Regions from separate parts of the Homo sapiens genome. Here region 1 is linked to region 2. The links are chromatin loops, found by intact Hi-C in ENCODE. Cell type or tissue: GM12878. All regions are shown on one strand. Links, peaks and the distances in the headings refer to the core of each region. The heading gives the core; the rest is flanking DNA.

Region 1 (5,000 bases), core at 1-5,000, 160 kb before region 2:
GGTCCGGGGGGTGAGGGGAGTGCATTACATTTATTATTAGATTCTCAGAAATAGTGTGCAACCTGGATCCCTTGCATGCACGTTCACCATAGGGTTTGGCTCCTATGAGAACCTAATGCCACAGCTGATCTGACAGGAGGCGGAGCTCAGCTTCACTTGCTCGCCCCACCGCTCACCTCCTGCTGTGCCAGCCAGTTCCTGAAAGGTAGTCCGTGGCCTGGGGGTTGGGGACCCCTGCCTTATACGTGCCCTGCCCAGGGTGATGACCCTGAACTGTGCACAGAAGGACAGGTAGGCAGAAGGGAGGCGAGAGAACCTCCTTCAGTGGCAGCAGAGGACTCCTGAGCCAGCCCTACTATAAATAAAGACAGTACTTACCCTGCAGAGTTATCTCAGAAAGACTTGTATTCCCCAGAGACCAACAAGAAGAGGAAGGAAGATGTGAAGATACAGAAACAAAGTGGGCAGTGAGGCTGGGAAGGCACTGAATGGTGAGGTAAAGAGAAGCACTAAGAGGGAAGGCTCTGGAGCTATATGGCTAAGAATTCAAAGCTCAGCTCTGACACTGACCAGCCCTGAGATCGCCCCTCCCTGAGACTCGGCTTCCTCAGTTCTACAAGGAGGAAAATAACAGAACCTCCCCCATGAGGCTGGTGCGAATCAAATACAAAGTTTGCCGAACACTTGGTGCACAGTAACAGCACAATAAATGGTAGTCATATTATGAAGGATATACTTTTTTCTGAAGGTAAAAGCCAACATCCTCAGACAATAACAGCCAAGAAGGAATTCAGCTTAGTACAACTAAAATAAAAATAGGACAGCTGAAACTGTTTCCTGAGGATGACTATTTATGAGGCCAATTTCGCTTTCCCAGTGCTAATGAATCCCCCACGGCAGCCTCTGTGCAGCTCTGCGTCCAGAGAGCAGGGACTTGCCTTCCCTGGAGTTCTTCGAAGCACCGCAGACACTTCCAGTGCTCAATCAGCGTTTAATAATCACAGCAATAATCCTAATAATGACCAGGGTAAAGCGCAGGGGGAGAAGGAGAAGATGCACGTGGGGAGAAATAACACTTAAGCTATTTTGCTTCCTCAAGACAGACTTCTGCCTGAAATAGATTAATTCAATCTGCATATTAATGTGGATTACTAATTAATGACTAAAAAATGCTTTCACCAGAGAAAGTGCTATGCAAATGCCTAAAAAATAATATCCAGGAGTCTCAGGATAACTATGGAAAGGAAATAAGCTAGGCTTTTTTTTTTTTTTAACATTTAAAACTTTATGGTTGAAGGAAATAGAGGGCATTAAGAAAATTCACTTAAAGCACGGAAACAGAAAACAGAAAAGCCTGGTGTGAGGCGACTTCCTTTCCACGCCTGTGGGAACTTCTCACTGCACTTTCCTTGGGTTGTTGTAACTGTTGCTACATGTGTCTGTGTTGCCTTCTAGACCCCAAATGCCTCAAGGGCACAGGCCATGTCTTACGTATGTAACTCCACAACCCTGGTACCCAACACTGTGCCGGGTATGCAGGCAGCAGCCAATAATGTTTAATGAAATAAACAAATGGCCCCAAAAGCCTTCTCAAAAGAGGAGGCCAAGGGCAGCTTATAATGACTTCCTTCAAAGAGTACAGTATGAAAAAGAAGAAAACATGAGTCATGGTGCGGTGGAGAAATCTAGCAGGCGCGACCTTCACCAGGTGATCAAGGTCAACATCGACAGTGATAAGTCATGTTAATAGTAGGTATCCTTGATGTGATGCAAGGAAAATGGCACTTTACCTCTGTAATCTTGCTCCCCAAACCCATAACCCCCATCTACGCATCAGAAAAACATCAGACAAATTCCAACAGATTCTAAAAAAATGCTTGGCCAGGGCTCCTCAAAAACAAGGTGAAGTCTGATAAACTGTCCCAGCCAAGAGGAGCTTAAGAAGACATAGCAACCTAATGTAATGCAGTATCCTGCAGGGATTTCCCAATTGGAGAAACAAAGCAAGGGGAACCGGGATCTGTCCAAGGTCTCACAGAGATAGCCGAGTCAGGACTTGCATCCTCACCTCAGACTCTTTGGTAGACAGATTCTCACAAGCGTGCGGATGCATTACAGTGATGGAGATGGTATTCTTTTTCACACACAATGAATAGCCTGGATTTAAAAACAAAAAAAAACCCCACAACTTAAATGCAATTTCTTCTCTCCTCTCAAAACGCTCAACTTCTTTTGACCAAAAATCCCAAATAATTTCACAGTCAAGCACCTCTCTGAAATCAAGAGATTCAATGGGGCTGAAAGAATGGTCCTCAGAGCTCACCAAAACCAAATCCTCCCATTTAGCAGAGAAAAAATTGAGGCCCAAAGGGGGCGACAATGTCCTGCCTCTTGCCAGTTCAGTATATTGGTGCCACACTTAACTCATGCTTCCTCACTTGCAAGATCCCAAACTCTCTGCTACCTGGGACACAAAGAACCAGTTTAGGACCATGGAGGAATTCCTGCCAAATCCTAGCTCTATCTTTGCCAATCTCACGGCTGTGAAGGGCATCCATATGGAAAATGGTTTTGGTATTTAGCTACACATCTTTTTGCCCCAGACCCCTAGACACTGCCAAGCAGAAAGCCCAGGCCTGGCAGGCTGAGGCCTGAGACACAAAGATAGCTTCCAACTGTGGTATGTGGAAAGGGCACAGCGCAGCCTGGCTGGCAGGCCACACTTCCCCTGTGCAGCCCCATCCATCAACCACCCTGGGGGATCTCAGTTTCCAGCTCGGTGGTACATTTTCCAGGGTACATTTTCTAAATGTGACCCTGTTTCTGTTATGAGAATCAAAGTGCTCCAACCGCAAGATCATAAATACTCAAAAGTGACAGCTAATGGCAATGGCAGTTTGCAAAATGCCAAATGGCAGCAAGAAGTGGACGCCATAAATTACATCCTGATTCCTCCACTCACACTGAGGTGTTTTGTGGGTTTTTAGTGATGAAATCTGCTTTCAAGTGGGTTTACAGGGGCTCCCCATGAATTCAGGCAGAGCTTTTAAAAATACTTCTAACAGATGCTAAAAAGAAGACCAGAGGAGCCTACAATTTAAGCCTAAAACAAGTTGATTAAAAATGTGTTTAATGTGCAATGACCAAAATATGGAAAGTAGCTCATTTAAAGATGGATACATTTAGTGTGAATGTGCTAATAGTTACATTAACAGTAACAATGACAGCTAAGATGCATTGGGTCAGGCACTGAGCTGGGCATTTTACATGGATTATCTCACGGAATTCCTGCAATAGTTCCATGTGGTAGGTACCACTGTTGTCCTTATTTTGCACATGAGAAAATTCAGGTTCCAGGAGGTTAAGCCATTTGTTCTGGTGACACAGCTGGGGAGTGACAGATTGGAACTGTGAACACAAGGGATCTAACTTTAGAGCTCAGGTTTTGACTCCCTCTGCTAGTCTCCCTCCCAGTCCAAGCAGACCTAAGATGGGGCACATCAAGGGCTCCCCAGACCTAAGCAAAACATCATTGTGCACAAGAGTGGTCTGGGAACTATGTAAACATCAAATTGTGGGAACTTGGCACAATGAACAAAAGGGCAAACTTTTAGAAAATACAAAGGATCCCTATTCTAAAATTATGGATTTCCAGGTCTGGCTTTGCTTCCTCCTAAGTCTTTAGCCTCAGTTCCTTTATCAGTAAAATGAGGGCAATATGACTTCTTGCCATTAAGACAACCGGTGAGATTACATATGTGAACAGCTCTTTGAAAACCCCAAAGCACTATCCAACTTGTGTTATTAACGGGAATAGCTAGACAAAAATTTTTCAAGTTGAGTACTAACATTAATCCTCTCATGCCTCCTTTGCAGAGGTAGAAATTGAGGATCAAAGTGATTAAATAACTGGCTCAGGGTCACAACATTAAGAGTTACTGGTACAGCCATGACGGAATGTCCAGAAGAAGGTCATAGGTTTCTCATGTCCTCAATTGTTGGTCCCCCAAAACACTCAAGCACATAAACACACACGTGGGTTCCAGAGAACAGTTTGAGAACTCCTGTTCTCAAACTGAATCAACCCCTAAGGCCCTTTCCTAGTACTGAAGCTACAAGTCTCTGTTCAGCTCTCCAGGTGGTAAGGAAAGACTCTGCAAAGACTGCAGCCTCAGAGGACAGGAAAACTCAAGGTCTCAGAATGAACCCCATCTGTGCTGCTGTAATCATGGTATTACCAGCTGCTGCTGTGGCTGGTACCCCATTGGTAGAACCTACAGGCTCACTGAGACCAAGAAGGCCCCCCAACTGAATGTTCATTTTATTTATCTGCAGCTAGTCAGGGGCATTTCTGGTGATAAAGGAGAGAGAAGCAGGTTTTTGTGGCAATGGTGCTGGGCTTCGAAGGGACCGCAGCCCAGTGCCATTGCCAGAAGTCTAGGGAAATGTCTCCAGGTTCCTTGTCCTTCCACAGATTTCTTTCCTTTGGGAACTGTCCCACTTTCTCACTAAATTCTATGTACTAGACTATTTCCCTCAGGCCCTGTTTCCTCTATTTTCTGACTTTCAGTAAAGTTGTGGAAGGGAAAGTCCCAGAATCCTAGACTCTCAAGGCTCAGCAGATCTCAGATGCTAAAGGGTGTCTAGTCCACTCTCCTCCTATCTGGTACTTAGGCCTCCTCGAAAGTATTCCTGCTCAAGTGTTGTCCAGTCTCATCTTGAACATCTCCCAGGCTGGGGAACTCAATACTTATTGGGGCAGCTTGTGCCATATTCTGCCTACTGTCAGAATAATGTAGTGAGAGATAAGAAGCACAGGCCCTGATCAGGACCAATCCCGTATATGCAGGGCCTCTCTCAGTGCAGGGCCCTGTGCATATGCACTGGTCACATGCCCACAGGACCTGATCCTGACACCAGACTCAATGGGTTTGAATCCCACTATCAAGTTACTTGACCTCATGGTACCTTACTTCCTTCACGTGTTAAATGAAGGTAAT
Region 2 (8,339 bases), core at 2,087-7,086:
TTGGAAAGGTGAGTTTTGATAGAGAAATGGGCATAGGGGAAGCTTTGGGACCTGGGTTTTTGCCTAGAGAAGGCACCTTAGTGTGGGGTCGTGGGTAGCCAGAAGCCTAAGTGGTACACAGCAGAGCAAGAGTACTGGGGAGAAGATGGCAGTGGGAGGGTAAAGTTCACCACCGTAGCGTTGACTATGCCAAGTTCCAGGGCCAATGGCTCTGCAGAGAACTAGCAAGGTCATGGGAGTCAGAGTGGTACAAGGCAAAGAGGACAGGGAGCCAGGACCCTGGGGTGCTGAGGCCAGCTCTGTTAATGAGAGTCTCTGAGCAAGTTAATCTCCCTATGATGCCTCATCTACCACATATAAAGCTTGGCTGAAAATGTAATAATCTCTATGGTCTTTTTCAGCTCTAATACCACATGTGACTCTAGACTGTGCCACTAAGTGAATCTTGCTGTACCTAAGTGGGTGGCTTAGAGCTAAGAGGCTCTTGACTGGAGAGCAGGCGTGACCTGAGCCACTGATCTCTGCCCTCCACATTACCCCTTCTCCTCGCCTTAATTCTCTTGATGACCAAGGGAGCTTTTAGCCTCTCCTTCCCTCATTTATCCTTTTAAGCAAGAAAGGAGGGAGGCTGCATAAAGGCTTCCAGTAGCTCTCTCTCTCTCAGGATCCCAGGAGGGAGAAGATCAGAAATTAGCTAAGAGAGAACTGAGAAAAGTTTAGGTCCTAGACTACTAACTGCAGCAAGGATAAAATCTCATCTGGAGATGGCCTGAGGACTGACTACAAAGTCTAGGGGAACACACTGGGTCACAGGGGCTAAGACATTTAGCCTCTTGGTGCTTTGGTTTTTTCATCTTTAATGGGGACACAGGGGTAGACTAATATTTAATGGACCTCTATGTCGACAGTAACTAGGCTGGGTGCTTTAAGTATTATCTAATTTAATCTTCACAACAACCTCCTTTCAGGGGAAATATTATCTTCATCTTTTGGAGGAAAAACCAGCAGTGTAGAGGAGATAAATCACTTGCCCACTTATGCAGTTCAGTAGTAGTAAAGCTGGGCTGGGCGCGGTGGCTCACGCCTGTAATCCCAGCACTTTGGGAGGCTGAGGCAAGTAGTTCACCTGAGGTCAGGAGTTCAAGACCAGCCTGACCAATATGGTGAAACCCTGTCTCTACTAAAAATACAAAAATTAGCTGGGCGTGGTGGCATGTGCCTGTAATCCCAGCTACTCAGGAGGCTGAGGCAGGAGAATTGCTTGGACCTGGGAGGCGGAGGTTGCAGTGAGCCGAGATCACGCCACTGCACTCCAGCCTGGGTGACAGAGTGAGACTCCCTCTCAAAAAAAAAAAAAAAAAAAAAATACAACAACAACAAAAGAAGTAGTAAAGCTGGAATGCACACCAGGTCTGCATGACCCTAAGATTCAAAGCGGGTTTACCACATCCTGCTGCCATTTTCTGAGAAGTCTGATTTCGTCATCCTCCTGGCTCATTCAGCAGGCTCTGACGTGGAGGATGGGGAAGGGAGCTGATTGCCTCGGTCCAAGTCTCATTTATTAATTAGCCTGGCATTTGGGGCAACTTAACCTCTCTGAATTTTAGTTTCCTCATCTATATATAATGGAGGATTAGAATAGTTCTTACCCCATATATTTGTTGTGATGATTAAATAAAATTACATGTAATGGGTTTAAGTGCCTATGGCAAAGGCTCCATAAATTTTAGCTCTTATTATTAATAATATTATTATTCTTTTTTTTTGAGACAGAGTCTCACTCTGTCACCCTGGCTGGAGTGCAGTGGCACGATCTTGGCTCATTGCAACCTCCACCTCCTTGTTCAGGCAATTCTCCTGCCTCAGCCTCCCGAGTAGTTGAGATTACAGGCTCCCACCACCACACCTGGCTAATTTTTGTATTTTTTGTAGAGATGGGGTTTCGCCATGTTGGCCAGGCTAGTCTCGAATTCCTGACCTCAGGTGATCTGCCCCCCTCGGCCTCCCAAAGTGCTGGGATTACAGGTGCGAGCCACCACGCCTGGTCAATAATATTATTATTCTTAAACTGTATGCAAACAACATGCAAATAAATCCTGTGGCTCCCCTGGATCTGTGGTTGGATGGGTCTTCTGTTAAATTCCTGGTGGCTTCAAGTGCCACTAGTAAAAGCTAATAAGTCATCCCACCATCATCAGAAAAACCATCCTGATCCCAGCACTTTGGGAAGCAAAGGTGGGAAGATCACTTGAGGAGTATAAGACCAGCCTGGACAACATAGTGAGACCCTGTCTACACAAATGCATGCACTCACGCATGCGTGTGTTCCCCCCGCCCCCCCCACACAATTAGCTGGGTGTGGTGGTATACACCTGTGGCTCCATCTACTTGGGAGGCTGAGGTGGGAGAATTTCTTGAGCCTAGGAGGTAAAGGCTACAGTGAGCTATGATTGTGCCACTCACTCCAGCCTGGGCAACAGCGTGAGATCCTCCCTCTCTTTGACTCTCTCTCTCACACACACACACACACACACACACACACACACACAAAAGAAAAACCATCCTGACATTTCCACAATTCACAAGGAGGGTTTACAATATTTCATCATTTGATTAATACCCATGAAGTAGGGAACACAGGTATGCTGACCACCTTCTTCATATGTAAATCTTGAGTCACACAGATAGAAGTGGGACAGAAATCTTAAAAATTTTTGTAGAGATAGGGTCTTGCTATGTTGCCCAGGCTAGTCTCAAACTCCTGGCCTAAAGTGATCCTCCCGCCTCAGTCTCCCAAATTGTTGGGATTATAGGTGTGAGCCACTATGCCTGGCTCCCTTTTTTTAAAAAAAATTTCCAAGCCCAGACCTTTTATATACTGTATCATAGAGAATAAAACTGGGTGAGTTTTATGGAGAACTGGGTCTCAGTTTTATATATTATGTTATCTACACGTGTGTGTGTGTGTGTGTATGTGTAAATATATGCATATATATACATATATATGCATATGAATATGTAGATGGCTATATTAATGAGGTGTAGGGAGACCCCCTGAAACTATTGCTACGGAATAAAAGATGAAATGCTCCTGATTATTGTAAATACAAAATTGCATGCAGGATTGTGTAAAGACAATGCCAGGTTGGACTGCCAGAATGAGCCAACAGCGCGTGATGTGCTTCCCCCTGCAGAGAGCCTAAGAATGGACGTGCAGTCAGGGAGGTTTCACATCACCAAGATTCCTATCCCAGAAAAGCAGATGCTCATAGCTCTGGGAATGGAATGAGACCCTTGTGGAGAGTCTATAAATGGACGCATGGGGGGCGCCTGTCCATATGGATAAGATAGGGCTATAAATGCCCTCATCTTGCCACAGCTCTTCTAGGACTTTTTAGGGTTAAGGCATACTCCCTTCTGAGAATTTCTGGTCTACCCGATTGTCTAGCTTCACGTCCTGTTTCTATGGATTGTTTGTAACCAGCTTTTGCTGCAACTGTTACTGCTGATTAATATCTTGCTAATCATAGATTATGGAAAGACTGTGTTTCTGTTTTAAGGCTCTGTTAGAAATTACTGATGCACACACTATATTGTAAATTATTTGTATACTGTACTTCTACATACAAATGCACTGTACTTCTACATACAAATGTTATGTTAAAGAATTACTTCATCCCCATGTGACCATCTCACCTCATAATCAAACGACCCTAAATCCCTCACTAACCTACCCCCGCCCTCACTAAACTTAATAATAAATGCTGGTATATCCAGTGCATTGGTGGCACCGCGGGACCAAAAGGCGGTGACCCCCTGGACCCAGCTTTCACTATCTTGTGTGTGTCTATTATTTCTCAACCTGCCAATCCACCTAGGAACAAAGAGAGAGCCCCGTCGCATTGCGGGCTGCTGGCCAGATCCCGCACTAATGAGGGAAGGGCAAAGAACAGGCCCTGGAACTTTCCTGATTCAGGAAGGGAAGCATTCAAGCTAGGCTCTATGCCTGTCCCTCTGCAATTTTTAGAAATTTAATTTCTGGACTACAACTCAGAGTGACTCCCCAACTCTATCTAATTCAGCTCCTGGGCTGTATGTACCAGGACCAGGCCAAGTTCATTTCTCTCCCGCCGGCTTTCTGCAGGAACTGGCGTCCATCAAACCCCATTGAGTATTTGTTGAAATGCTCTCACTTTGGTGTGTTCCCTTCAAAAAGCTTACTCAATATGGGCTGCAGCTGATCTCTAGGAGCCAACAGGGTTGGTGTTGAGCACGAGGCTCTGGGGGGGCGATAATAAACATGTTTCCACGTCCCAGCTGTCCGCTTGACCACCTAGGTGCCCCCCTGCTGTTCCCACTCAAAACTCTGCTAGGCCTGCTGGCTGTGGAAGAGCAGCTGCCCGCTCTCCTGTCCATTCCACGACACAACAGCGGCCTCTTGTGGCCATCACCAGCTCTACAGGTACTATTGTCTGGTCTCAGTGGGTTTCAGGGTTTTCTTCATTCTTTCGATTTATACTTAGTGAGCTCTACTGTGTGCCAAGCATGGTCCTAGGCACTATGGACAGAGCAGTGAGCAGAACAAAGTCCTTGCTCTCCTAAGGGTGGGCAAGGTGGGCCTGAGAAGTGCTTCATGGCCAGTGTGGGGGCTTTGACTTTTATTCTGAGAAGCCATTGGAAGTTTCTGGGTAGAAGAGTACCACAATCTGACTTAAGAAAAGAAAAGGAAAAAACCCATGCTTGTGCCTGAGTCCTATCCCCAAAGATTCTGATTAGATTGGTCTGAGATATGGCCTGGAGATTAGAATTTCTAAAACTCTCCAGGTGTTTCTAATGTGCAGCCAAGGGTGGGATCACTCTGGTTTCTGGATAGAGAATGGACTAAAGGGGCCAAGGGAAGAAGCAGGAAGTATAGTTGGGAGGCTATTGCTATAATAGAGGTGAGACATGCGGCTGGCTCAGACCTCAGTGGAAACAGTGAAGGTGAAGAGAAGTGGTTAGATTCTAGATTTATCTTAAAGGTCGAACTCTCAAGGTTTGCTGATGGATTGGATGCAGGGTGAAAGAGAAAAGTGAAAAGTCAGGATGACTTCCAGAGTTTTACTCCAAGCAACTAGAAGGAGGCAGTTTCCATTTGCTAAGGTGGGGAAGACTGCAGAAGGACCAGGTTTCACCAGAGAGGGGAATCAGGAGTTCGATTTCATACATGTTAAGTTAGAGATGTCTATTTGAGATCCAAATAGAGATGCTGAAAGGGTGTGTTCAGGAGAAATGTTCAGGCTGGATATCTAAGTTTATGTGCCATCAGAGATGGTATTTAAAGCCTTATGGCTGGATGGGATCAGTTAGGGAGGAAGCAAAGATAAAAGAGAGAAGTCCAGGGAATCCCCCAGGGCACTCCAGTATAGGAAGGAAATAGGTAGAGAGTCAGGAGTGAGTGATGCTCCAGGAACCCAAGTGAAAAAGTGTTTTAAGAATGAAGGAGTTGTCAATAGTCACGAGCTGCTGACCGGCCAAGTAAGATGAGTACTGAGAACTGACCACTGGAATTAGCAGCCTGGAGGTCACAGAAGACCACAACATCATGGGAGGGTTTGGGAGAGGGGCAAGGGCCTCTTTGTAGAATGGGAGGAGAAGATTTGGGGACAGAGAGAATAAAAATTCTTTTGCAAAATTTCACTGTAAAGGGAGGGTGTTGGAGAACAGAATCAAGAAAGGTTTTTTTGTGTGTTTTAATATGAGAGAATTAGCATGTTTATATTTTTGTTGGAAGAGATCCTCCAGCACAGGAAAAAATGAGTAGATACTTTAATAGAAACAAACATTTATTAAGCACATTTTTATATTCCTGACACTGTTTAATGCTGCACATGAATTATTTTTCCTCACATTTCTTTCTCACTACAATCCTATGAGGAGGTTTTATTATTATTATTTTTAACTTTTAATTTTTGTGGGTACATAATAAGTGTATATATTTATGGGTTACATGAAATATTTTGATTCAGGCATGCAATATGTAGTAATCATATCTGGGTAAGTCCCCTCAAGCATTTATCCTTTGTGTTACAAACAAGCCACTCACACTCTTTTAGTTATTAAAAAGTGTACAACTAAATTATTTTTGATTACAGTCACCCTGTTGTGCTAGCAAATACCAGGTCTTATTCATTCTTTCTATATATATATATATTTTTTGAGATGAGTCTAGCTCTGTCACCCAGGGTGGAGTGCAGTGGTATGATCTCAGCTCACTGCGACTTCCACCTCCCGGGTTCAAGCAATTCTCCTGCCCCATCCTCCCAAGTAGCTGGGACTACAGGCACACACCACCACACCTAGCTAATTTTTTGTATTATAGTAGAGACAGGGTTTCACCATGTTGCCCAGGCTGGCCTTGAACTCCTGATCTCAGGCAATCCACCCACTTCGGCCTCCCAGAGTTCTAGGATTACAGGCATGAGCCACCATGCCCTGCCTCATTCTATCTTTTTTTTTTTTTTTTATACCCATTAGCCATCCCTACTTCCCTCTGTCCCCCACTACCCTTCCCAGCCCCTGGTAATTATCCTTCTTCTCTCTTTTTTTTTTTTTTTTGTTTTTTGTTTCTGAGACACAGTCTTGCTCTGTAGGAGATGGGTCAGACTGGTGGGAGAAACTATAGGGAAAGGAGCAGGCCTTCTGAAAGGTTGGAAGGATCTGCATAGCTTCGGGGGAGAATAGCTGAAGGCAGCTGTTCTCTGACCCTGAGGCAGAGGGCAAGGAATAGGTGCAAGGGAGTGTAGGGGAATTTATCTTGATCAAGCTTGTTTACTTATTGTTGACCAGGAACTGGCCTTTGATCATCCACCCGTGATGTTCCCTGAAAGGGGAACAATAAATGTTAATTACCTGCAGGTTGTGTTGGCTCCAGGTTTTCGGCACTGTGCCTACACTGAATAAAGCAAGCAGCTCCAGCTTCTCGGGGCTGCTCTCTGGCCACTACAGCCAGGCAGTCACCTAGCTGCTCTTATACTGCATACCTGTGTCTGAGTACTCATTTCATCTGTTGGCTAGGGTCTGCGGGACAGACCTGGTATTGCTCTGTTGCCCAGGCTGGAGTACAGTGGCATGATCTTGGCTCATTGCAACCTCTGCCTCCTGAGTTGAAGTGATTCTCATGCCTCGGCCTCCCAGGTAGTTGGAATTACAGGCATATGCCACCACGCCCAGCTAATTTTTGTATTTTTAGCAGACCCATGGTTTTGCTACATTGGCCAGGCTGGTCTCAAACTCCTGGCCTCAAGTGATCCACCCACCTTGGCCTTCCAAAGTGCTAGGAGTACAGGCATCAGCCACCACCCCTGGCCCATCCTTCTAATCTCTATCTCCATGAGTTCAATTGTTTTAATTTTCAGCTTTCACAAATAAGTGAGAACATGAAAAATTTGTCTTTCTGTGCCTGGCTTATTTTACTTAACATAATGATTGAGGAGGCTCTATTATTATCTTCAATTTATAGACAAGGGAGCCTGAGCTTTGAGAAAGAAACTAACATTTCCACAGACACATAGCCAATAAAATGGGAGAGCAGACGTTCTGCCCTGGAATCCCCTTCAGAGCTAGAGTCCTTAACACCTGCCCTGCACAGCCCAGCCATCAGCCTTCCAGCACACTCTTTTAAATGCCTGAATTTTTGGTGCTCAGCTAGAAGGGATGAAATGACTCAAAAGACCATCAAAGAAATCAACAATCAAAAGTAATCATGATGACAGCACTATCTTATAAAGTCCCCAAGTGTCTAGAAAAGCTTCCACAATTATTTCGCTCTTTACTCTGTCATCCCAAACACAGTGTTGCTGTTGCACAGAGCTGTTTACTGCCTGGAACAACCCGGGCACTCAACCTGACCATGCTTGTAGTGATGTACATGTCTGCAGGGCACAGCCTGACAGATTCCATTAAACACAACCGCTCCTTTGTTGCCAGCCTTGATGCTCAGATGTACTCCCTACCTCTTCCTCAAACCCACCCCTCTCTGCACGAGGCAGCATGACCTTTCCAGCACAGTGTCTGCAGATGAACACTGCTGGAACAGTCCATATTTTTGGTAAGAAGCCAAAAGAAATGGTAGCTAGACTAAGTTGAATAGTGTCCCCCTATCCAAATTTCATGTCCATCTGGAACCTCAGAATGTGACTTTATTTAGAAATAGGATCTTTGTAGGTATAATTAGTTGAGGTGAGGTTATACTGGATTAGGGTGAGCCCTACTCCAGTGACTGTCCATTCTTATAACAAGAGAAAACAGAGACACAGACACACGGGGAGGACACCACCCATGTGACAATGAAGACAGAG

The links. Peaks named below come from ENCODE experiments on the same cell type or tissue, not always from the same donor. Only the 100,000 strongest peaks of a DNase experiment are listed, where the experiment ranks them.
Region 1: it touches region 2 in a loop (6-fold over the local background); 5 of 110 quality-filtered maps call a loop at or near these places.

What each region holds. Positions count from the first base shown.
Region 1 is chr5:154,234,569-154,239,568 of GRCh38, reverse strand. The region is part of intron 1 of GALNT10 (polypeptide N-acetylgalactosaminyltransferase 10); the gene reads right to left. Among named protein-coding and RNA genes, the nearest start is that of GALNT10, 46 kb to the right of the region's middle. RefSeq lists an enhancer at 1,640-1,689. In GM12878, for the core only: a CTCF peak has its summit at 2,382; DNase peaks (open chromatin) are centred at 418 and 1,418; H3K27ac peaks cover 2,236 bases.
Region 2 is chr5:154,068,586-154,076,924 of GRCh38, reverse strand. No RefSeq gene overlaps it. Among named protein-coding and RNA genes, the nearest start is that of MFAP3, 34 kb to the right of the region's middle. RefSeq lists an enhancer at 4,482-4,531. In GM12878, for the core only: a CTCF peak has its summit at 4,434 (motif pointing left); a DNase peak (open chromatin) is centred at 4,454.